Linked DNA regions of Homo sapiens: region 2 is linked to region 1. The links are chromatin loops, found by intact Hi-C in ENCODE. Cell type or tissue: gastrocnemius medialis. All regions are shown on one strand. Region 1 holds the start of TTC7B-AS2 (TTC7B antisense RNA 2). Region 2 overlaps TTC7B (tetratricopeptide repeat domain 7B).

The links. Peaks named below come from ENCODE experiments on the same cell type or tissue, not always from the same donor. Only the 100,000 strongest peaks of a DNase experiment are listed, where the experiment ranks them.
Region 2: a loop joins it to region 1, with 4 times the contacts of the local background. A loop is called at or near these places in 6 of 110 quality-filtered maps.

What each region holds. Positions count from the first base shown.
Region 1 is chr14:90,695,881-90,700,880 of GRCh38, forward strand. The region is part of intron 5 of TTC7B (tetratricopeptide repeat domain 7B); the gene reads right to left. It overlaps TTC7B-AS2 (TTC7B antisense RNA 2), which reads left to right and starts at 1,453. Exons shown (of 2, transcript NR_135190.1): 1 at 1,453-1,784; 2 at 1,873-3,494. In gastrocnemius medialis, a CTCF peak has its summit at 1,898 (motif pointing left); DNase peaks (open chromatin) are centred at 591, 1,881 and 2,811; H3K27ac peaks cover 5,000 bases.
Region 2 is chr14:90,585,244-90,590,243 of GRCh38, forward strand. The region is part of intron 18 of TTC7B (tetratricopeptide repeat domain 7B); the gene reads right to left. Among named protein-coding and RNA genes, the nearest start is that of TTC7B-AS1, 55 kb to the right of the region's middle. In gastrocnemius medialis, no CTCF peak of the experiment used is centred here; DNase peaks (open chromatin) are centred at 1,568, 2,388 and 2,858; H3K27ac peaks cover 4,048 bases.

The DNA.
Region 1 (5,000 bases):
CTCTATAGAGTGGGACTGAAATCTATATTTTCATTTAAAAGGTGGGAGACAACACTGGGCAACAGGGCACAGGAATATGAGCAAGCACCGTGTGCAACATGGGTAAGGATAAAATATGAAGATGGAAGGCACAAAAAAACAGGAACTCCACCAAGCAACCACTCTGCATCTTTGAGAACATAAACTTATCAAACCCAGTAAATTCATCAAACCAACCCTCCTCCAAACCCCACACTGACGAAAAAGAAGCAAAGGGTCAGAGGCCCCTTCTGAGAGCGAGCATGTGACAACTGGAACCCGAGCTCCCTGAGTGTGAGCAGAGCACACCTCATCTCGCTGCCACTCACACCCCACAGGGACACATTTGGTGACATGTTTCATTAAGAGACAAATAATTATTTTGTAACATCCTGGTCAATATTTTCAAGCCCCACTTGTCCTCTCTGAAAGCTGCATCCAGCCTGCTGAGCTGGGAACGCTCCCCAGCTGGTCCCTTTACATTAAGCACGGCCACCACCTATGACATAACTCGGCGATATTTATAACCTGCTCATTAGAACATATCTCATCTTTCCAAAAAGCCACAGTGTGGGTCAGCCAGTGCAAACGTGTCAGCCAGCCTCTGCAGGCCGTGGCAGATGCTCTAGGTATTTGGCTCTCTTCTTGGACGACATTTTGAATCATGCAAAGATATTAAATCAAACTGAATGTGGGTTCTGTAAGTTACAAGCACTCATGAGGGCTATTAATTCGCATCTTATACCTACATGACATCCCAGGGCTCTCATGCACAAGAATGGCCCCAGAACTTTAAGATAATGATTTATTGGCATAGGTACATAAATACTCCCATAGTCCTCTCACCCACACATATCAGATGATATCAGATCAGAAGCTTGATGGTGGCATAAAAAGAGAAGCTGTGCTCAGGATGCCAAGCAGCACTAAAGGAAACCTAACAGAGACGTGAATAAAGATTAGGTAACAGGCCCTGGGACATGCAATCTACTCTGCTTTCTCCTTCATTTGTTTTTATGGGATCCATGTTCACAGGCAACAAAGTACATTTGCTTTGGACTGAAGCTCAGTTCTCTTAAGTAACACGGCGGGAAGGAAATAGCTACAGCTAAACAAAGGATGGGAATGGATATGGTAGTCTAACTTTGTTCCAGAATCACGGATTAAACTCCTACTGGGTACAGAAGGGATGGTACTTTGAATTGTATGAAATAAGCTGTGACTGAGGCAACATAAGTGGAGACCCTGGTTGAAGGGGCTGATTTACCAGGTAGAAATCAGGCCTGGAATAAGCAGGATCAAACCTAAATATTGTAACCCAGGGAAGCCTACAAATAGGAACTGGTCATTCAGAATGTTTCCAGTGTCCTAGGAAACAGAGTAAGCTACTTAGACAGTTACAGAAGCACAGAATTTTCCAGCTATAAATGATCCAACAGAATCTGGTCCGTTATGACACAGAAGTGAAGGGCCTGCTCAAGCTCACAGGCCCAGTGAGAGAGTGAGCTGGGAGCTTTCTACCGTACTCTGTTACCTTCCTGGGTACACATAAGCTCTAAAACAGAAGTGTAACTCTAGAGGAAGGAACAAAATATGAATCCAAGAGTTCAGGTCTATGTTTTGCATCATTAATATGCAAATTACTTCATATATTTATAACATAAATTCTGTGTGTCCCAGTGATGACAGCTAATAAGATACTCATTACTGGTCCAAAACTGGAAAGAAAATCCGTTGGCCCAGGTGAAGAAGTCCAGTGAATGCGGGTAATGCCCTGGGCTGCCGAAAGAGATCAATGACGGGTAGAGAAATTCAATTCCCCCGTTAAGGTGCAAGACGGTTTCTCCCATGCAGGACCGAGGCCCTCTGGTGGAGGAACGGAGGAAGTCTCCGCCCCGAAGGAGGCCAGGCAGGATGAGGCAACACCAGCCACTGGGTGCGTATTCCCAATTAAGCCTTTGAAGCAAATACAAGTTTTTCTCAAACTGTTTCCAGTTTATTCCTGGAGAGAGTTTAAGATTCAGAAGCAAATTCTTCCTCAATCTGGGAAGCATCTGCTTGTAAACAAAGAAGCCACAGTAACCACAGAGCTGAGAAGGCCTGAAGCTACAACCCATTGCAATGAATGCGGCACCCAGAAGGGTGCCCGCCCCACCACAGATCAATCGGACAGCAAGAAGAGGTGAAACAGGCACATCTTAAAGTGCCCAAATGTAAAAGCATGATTCCCAGGAAATCCTGTCTTCCAAACATGTTTAAATCACATAATCATAATTTTATTCAACTAATCGCTTCCACTGTTGCCATGAGAGCAGAAAAGGAAAAATGTTCAAGTACACGGATAATCAGAACAAAAAAAAGAGGAAGTTAACTTGCAAGAATTCTATTCCAAATGCTATGAGATAACCCAATTTGAGAGAGGCAAACAAAACCCACACGATTGCTTTCATATCTTCAAACTGTTAGTTAATTCTTAAAATGTTGAGATCAATTAAACATCTAAGAAGGAACTGTTGCTTAAAACTCCACTCAAAATGAAGATAAGAGAGCCAAGGAATCTCCCAATCTCCCTGTTTTGAGGGTTTCCACAAATCCCTGACATTAGGTCATTTATTCCATTTCAACACCCTTGCCTGAGAGAGTGCAATGATGTCAGAATTCATTATGGTAAACTATTCTCAAAACAAATGTTCCTGCCAGCATTCACTCAGCGGGCACTCTGGCAAGCTGTCAGAACTTGGGGTTCATCTCCTGCACTTTACTTCACAAGCTTCCTGAGCTGGGTGCATTTCCTTCCACTTGGAATCGTTCCCAACAGCTCGGCTGGGACCAAGGAGGAAAGGGCCTGCAGGTCCCCGGAGCACCAGCTGCTCGTTCCGCCTGACAGGCAAAGCTCTGCTTCCGCTCACCAACATCACTGTCCTCAGCCCATTATGGAGAGCTCAGGCCAGAGTCCCACAGCCTTGCTCTCATTCAAATCCTTGTTTTTCCACTGGCAGGAAAGCCTACCACTTTTCATGGGGACATAGTCTACTCTTCCCTTGACCTACTTCCATCTTTTCTTCTCTCCTATCTTTTCTATCTGGTTTTATCCTCCTCCTGCTGAACCTCCTTCCAGGGCTTGTCTGCTGATTCGCCAGCATTCAACCCTCCCTCTCGACCCTCTGTCCTGGCGATAGGTTCCAGTTCCCCCTTGGGCCCCATGGCAGCACCTTTCCAGGCTCTGAAATGTACATTCTAACGTACAAGCTTACCGCACCTGGTTTCGTCCTGTTCTATGACTCTGAACCACATTCTCGGCTCTTTAATATTGCCATCTGTCCCTCTGTGATCAAACCAAGGAGGAAATGTAAATGGGAAGAAGGCCAGAGCTCCAAAATCAAAATGGAAAACCAAGGCTAGAGAAATTTGGGGACATGAGAATCATTTCAGCTTGTAATGAGTGGCTACTTCAATAATAAGCTCAATACATTTTTGTTGTGTTGTTATTTCTCCTTTTATTTCTTGGGAGTAGGGTGGGAAAAGACAATTCTTCCCTTTAACTTGTCCTTCCAAATTATCTTCAGACCTCAAAATCTGACCTAGGCACCAATACACTTAAATTCAATATCACCTGTCATTGTCGTGGAAACTCAAAGTAGTAGTGTGAATAAAAGACTGGGTCAATTTCCTGGGTAATGAGGAAAAGGAGGCCTGCTAGAGTCTATTCAATATTTTTTTCTCTTATGTGGCTGAGAATCTTATAACTAAAGATCAAACACAATAAGTCAACCCAGTAGATCTCAAAGAGCAAAGAAACCGTCTGCCTTTCTCCATGTTTTCTTCTCACCAACCAGCACTCCTGAAATGCTGAAGCACTAGGTTACTTCCACAATGACTGAGCAATGTTTCTCAGCCAAGGCCAGGTTGGTCCCTGAGGACACACTGTTGAGCAGGGGACACCGTCCCTGCCTCAGGGAGCTTAGATGGCTTCACATCCCCACAAAAATGTAAGTGCCTCCAAGACAGAGGCCTTGGCTTTATTCACTGACATAACCCAAGCCTCTGAAACGGAGCCTGGCATACAGGAAGCACCCAATTAATATTTGTTGAATGAAAAAGAACCATCATGAGCCGAATGAACCAAGACAATGAGGGGATACATTTCCTACCCGTTTCTTTTCTCCTTCTTTCTCACTGAACACAGTTCAGCAGGCAGCAAAGCACTGCACTCTCTTAACTAGAACAGCCTAGTATGCCCTCGGGGGCTTTGCTTATAGCGTGGAGACCTGGGGGAGCAGTACTCCTACACCAGTGGCATGCCCAGCCTAGCAGTTTCTAGAGAGCTACGTGGATAATGGAGATTTTGAGGTTTTTTAAAGAAAAGTTCCAGGCATTTCAGGGAAACTTTCCTGCCCTTGTGCCTTCACACTTGCTCCTCTGTCTGCAGGGTCAAGACCCAGGGCTGAGGCCAGCCTAGATAGCACTTTATACCTTTCCATACTGATTTTCATTTGAGTTTATATCTGTTCACCAACCAAACTGCAATCATTGTGAAGGCAAAGGCCCCCTGTGTACCCACCACTCCTTGTCTCAACTGCCTTACAGGGCCAGCCAGTACCAGTGACGTTTAACAAGCTGGGCACCCCCAAAAGAAAGAAAAGAGTGAGCACCATCTTATATTCCCAGACCCCTTTCCCCATCTCCTTGCTGAAAAGAGTTATCTCAGTTACAAAGGGAACAACTAAAGCAGGTACTTGGTATACCATGAGATACATCCCATCATCATATACGTATACCCTTATGGTATGTATCTGCTTTTCCAGAGTTGTAAGTGTTGACAAAGACAATGTCATTCTGGATATTGTCAACACTTACAACTCCGGAAAAGCAGATACATACCATGTATCTTCTAGGTCCATCACTTTTAGTTCTCAGGCTTGAGAATTTACGTAACCCTTAGTATCATCTATCTTGAAAAAGGCTGAAATCAAAACCAGATA
Region 2 (5,000 bases), 110 kb before region 1:
AGAGGGATCCCTTCTCCAGGGGCTCCGTGGCACAGCAGGATGAGCTCCTCCTCCCCTAGCTGCAGCAGTGACAGGCGCTAGCCCTTCCTGGCCTCAGCCCCGCTGTTCTGACTCCTGACCCATCCCCTCCGCTGCCTTGACACATCATTCAGAGAGAAGTCAGAAGCCAGCCAAGTGGACCCCGAGCCTCTTCTGGCCACCAAACCAACAACTCATCTGTGTCCTCTGTTCCATCCACTCTGTGTCTCTTCTGACTTCGTCACTGAGAGCCCTCTGCCTGTGCCCTGGACCCCACCACACTCTTGCTGGAGGAATTCATTTCACCTCCACACATCCCCCCTCTCTTTTGGATGCCGAGGGCCTCATTTTTACCTGATCATCCCTGTGGGCAATCAACGTGCTCCAATGGGCTTCAGCCTCCTCAGTCCCTACGCAGCTCCGCACATCCAATCAACATGCTCCAACGGGTTTCAGCCCCCTTCAAGCCCCAGGCTCCCAATCACATCCCTCATTGCTGCTCCAGAGGGATTCTTCTTGCAAGAACTGTGCACCTTCTGTGCCTTAACTTCCTCACTTGCCATTTGCTCTGCAACCCACACCAGATGGCATCCATCTCCACCACGCCACTAAATCCAGTCTCGTTACCAACACTCCCATACATCAGGTCCAGCAAATGCTTTTGTCGCTACATTCCCAACCTCTCAGCGGCACTGCCCACCGGCCACATCCTCCTTAAAAATCGTTATTTTAGTAGTTGTTATGTGTTTGCTGTTATGTGGTTGTCCTAACTCTCTTCATTTAATAGAAGACATAGAGGCTCAGTGGGAGTGGGAATAGCTTGCCCAGGTATTACTGCTAGTGTGTGGCGGGGCCAGGGTTGTAACTGATGAGCCAGACCCAGGTTCTCGCCTTCACCGCATGGGCTCCTTCCTGCCCCCCTGGCTGCCGCGATGCCGTCTGCGCTGCTTTCCTCCCGCCTTGCCGACCACTCCCCTTCAGATGCTGTGGCTCTTCCTCTGCTCCTCAATCTTTTTTTCTTTTTTCAAGGTGGAGTTTCGCTCTTGTTGCTCAGGCTGGAGTGCAGTGGTGCGATCTCGGCTCATTGCAATCTCCACCTCCCAGGTTCAAGCGATTCTCCTGCCTCAGCCTCCCGAGTAGCTGGGATTACAGGTGCCTGCCACCACACCTGGCTACTTTTGTATTTTTAGTAGAGACGGGGTTTCACCATGTTGGCCAGGCTGGTCTTGAACTCCTGACCTCAGGTGATTGACCCGCCTCAGCCTTCCAAACTGCTGGGATTACAGGCATGAGCCACTGCACCCGGCTGTTCCCCAAGCTTTAAATGTGGAGGGGCTCAGTCTCAGTCTGGCCCTTTCACTTCTCCACCTACATTCTCTTCTTAGGCCGTCTTAGCACCTATCTTAGGCCTTTAAAGGGGGCTTTAAATCCCAACTCTTAAAGGTATGTTTCCAGCCCAGTTCTGAAATGTAGACCGGAACATCCAGCCGCCTGCCTGGCATCCTGACTTCCTTGTCCTCAGGCACCCGACACTTCCAAGCTCAAGTGGGACTCTGAAGTCTCTGCCTCCCTGACTCCAACTCATCAGTTCTTCCCCAGGCTTCCTCATTGCAGCAAATGGTGTCACCAGTCACCCACAGACTCAAGCCCCACACTCAGGTTTCCTTCTGTATTCCTCCTTTTCCTTCACCCCTCAACATCCAACCTACAACAAGTCCCATCAGTTCTGCCTCAGAAGGCATCTCAGGGTCCCCTCCTCTTCATCTCCATTGAGACCACAGACCAAGCTGCTGTCCTCTACCACCTGGACCAATGCTCCCAATTTCCTGCTCTGCCGGCGTCCACTTTGACTGCCTTCCATCCATTCTCCACATTTAGCTGGAGTGATTTTTTTTCCGGAGAGGGGTCTTGCTATGTTGCCCAGGCCGGACTCAGGCAATCCTCCCACCTCAGCCTCCTGAGTAGTGCCCAGCTTGGAGTGATCTTTTGAAAGTGGTCCTTTCATGCTCCTGCTTCAAGTCCCTCAGTAGCTTTCCAATGATTTTAGGATTAACTAAAATATCTTAACATGGCTGCCAGGGGTGCTGGCATGACTTGAGCCTGGGCCCTTCTCCTGGCTCCCCTTGGCTGCTTTACTGCTTACTCCTCAGGGTTCATGCCCCAGGGGCCAGTATTCCTCTAACACTCAGAGCTCAGGCTGCCCCCAGGTCTTCCCACATGCTGTTCTATGCCTCCATCGTCCCTGACCTGGTGCTAGTCACTGCTGAGGTCACTGCCCAAGTGTGTGCAGGCCCCCTCTGGCTCCCCTGGTTGGGGGAGGCCTTGTGTTATGAGGGGTCGCAGGGGCCTACAGTGCTCCCCCCAGCACTTGGCACAGGGAGTTAAGTGCTTCTGTCATTGTTCTGTTCCACATCTGCAAATGCCATGAAGGCCAGGAGCTGTGTCTGTCTTCATAACCATAGGACTCCAGTGCCTCGCTCCACTGTGGCAGGTGGAGATGCTGGACGATACTGTGTTGACAACTGAGTGCCTACTGTGGGTTGGAGCTAGGGTTCTGGGGCCACACTGCTTGGGTTTAGATTGTGGCTTTCTAACTCTTTAGCCACGTAACCTTCGGCAAGTGACCTGATAGCTGTGTCTCAGTTTCTTCACCTATGGAATGGGGTGAATACGGGTATTTATACCTCATAAGGTTATTATGAGGACTGAACAAATTAAGACATATTAAAGTCCTTGGAATAGCATCTGACACATCTACAGTGTGTGGTAAACGTTAGCTGGACGGGCTTGACCCTCAGGGACGTCGTGTTCCCTCTCACAGGCGCTCCCTGTACAGTGACTGCACACACCACCTGTCTGGGAACTGTCTTCATCTCGTCACGAATGGGGCAAGGCTACGGGATTACCCCTTGACCCTGCTGATGCAACCTCTGGTGCCTGGGAGGAGTCTGGGCAAAGGCGCCAGGCCAGGCCAGGCCAGGCCAGGGCCAAGGAATTTGTGAGAGTATTACAGCCTTAAATTTCCAGCAGAAATCAGAAAATCTGATCTTGCATATCTAAGAATAGCCGCTGGTTTCAACCATGAGAGGTGCCAAAGTGAAAGCTGTAATTATTAGTAAGTAACAAGCAGAAATTAACCACCTACCGCAAAGTCATTTTTAGCTGCCATCCCAAGGTGGAAATTGAAAAATGGGCACCAAGAAGCTGTTTGGTTTGGAAAAGACCCTGGCTCAGTGCTGAAGGGCTGTGGACATGCGAATTTCCAATGCCAGCAGTAAGGTGTGCACTCAAGGAAGATGAGGAATGGCTCCTGAGGAACCATGTCTTGAGGTGCCACATCCCATGCTCTAATGGGGCTCTCCTGACTTCTGCATAGTGAGACTGCAAAGGTGCTCACTTCTATCCAGCCTGGGCTCCCACATTGTAAAAATGGAGAAAATAACCTTTCTCTGACTTTCTTTACAGAATAGTATATAGACAAATGGCACTGGAACATACCTGGAACTTTTAGGAAAAGAAACCATAAACATGAATAGTTGCTTTCCAAATATCATGGGAGGCACAGATGCCGTAAGAAAAAATTGATAAATTTATTTTAAAAAACGGCAAAAGACAAACAAAAACTAAAAAAAAAAAAAAAAAAAACCCTTGGAAGATGTTTACAGCACCTATTTCAGAGACAAGGCAGATTTCTTTGACACACAATAAGTGCTTAGAAATAAAAAGGAAAAGCTCAGTATCTAAGAAGATAAATGGTCAAAAGCTACGGACAGAAAACTGAAATACCATTTTCTACTTGTCAGACTGGAAAGATCAAGGATTCTGAGAATTCATTGTGTTGGCAAGGGCGTGAGAAAGTGGACGTTAGCACATTGTTGACTGGAATGTAAACTGGTACAATTCTGTGGAAGGCAATGGACAAAACTTATCAAAATTAAAGAGTACACACCCCTTCATCCATCACTTCCACTGTTTAGAGTTTATCTTACAGATAAAAAAAAATACACAGTCAGCCCTCAGTATCCATGGGGAATTGGTTCTGGGACCTCCCTTGAATACCAAAATCCATGGATGTTCTAGTCCCTGATATGAAATGGTGCAGGATTTGCACATCCTCCTGTGTATTTTAAATTATCCTATGCACATCCTCCTGTGTGTTTTAAATCATCTCTAGATTACTTAAAATACCTAATACAATGTAAATGCTATTTAAATAGTTCTTATACTGTATTGTTTAGGGAATAATGACAAGAAGACAAAGTTTGTACTTGTTCAGTACAGACAGATTTTTTTCAGATATTTTTAATGCAAGGTTGGTTAAATCCGTGGGTGCAGAACCTGAGAATGTAAAGGGTAGACTGTGTATAGGGATACTTATTGAAGCATTATCTGTAATGGCAAAATACTAGAGTGGGGGAGCTCAAACCACATAAGGTAAAACCCGACAGTGCGGTGAAAGCTGTTTTCTTCTAAATTTACCTCTTAAAAGGCTATGTGAAGGTATGATATGATTCTACATCTTGACTCAAGCAAAATCGTTGCTTTGAAAGAGTCAACATGGCACAAATTGCCATAATAAGCTAAATGTTATCAGCTGAATTTAAGATTAAAATCTAAATGTTAATCAGTAGAGTATTGGTTAAATGATGGTCTAACCATACAGTAGACATACTCTGTAGCTGTGACAAAGTATAAGTCACCTTACAGGTGCTGATGTGCACTGACCTACCAGGTGGCACATTCAGGGGGTGGTGGGGGACAAAGTACAGCATGTGAGATTTCTGGAAGATGCACAGAACCGGTGACAGTGGTTGCCTGTGGTGGGGGTGACTGAGGCTCAGGGATAAGAGGGAGCCTTTTCACTTTGTGGCTTTTCAATTGTGTGCCATGGACCTATGGAAGGGAGCACCTATCATACAGAAAGTGGGGACCTGCTGTGGGCAAGCATCCCTCATCTCCTGGGCCTGTCCCCTTACAAAGCA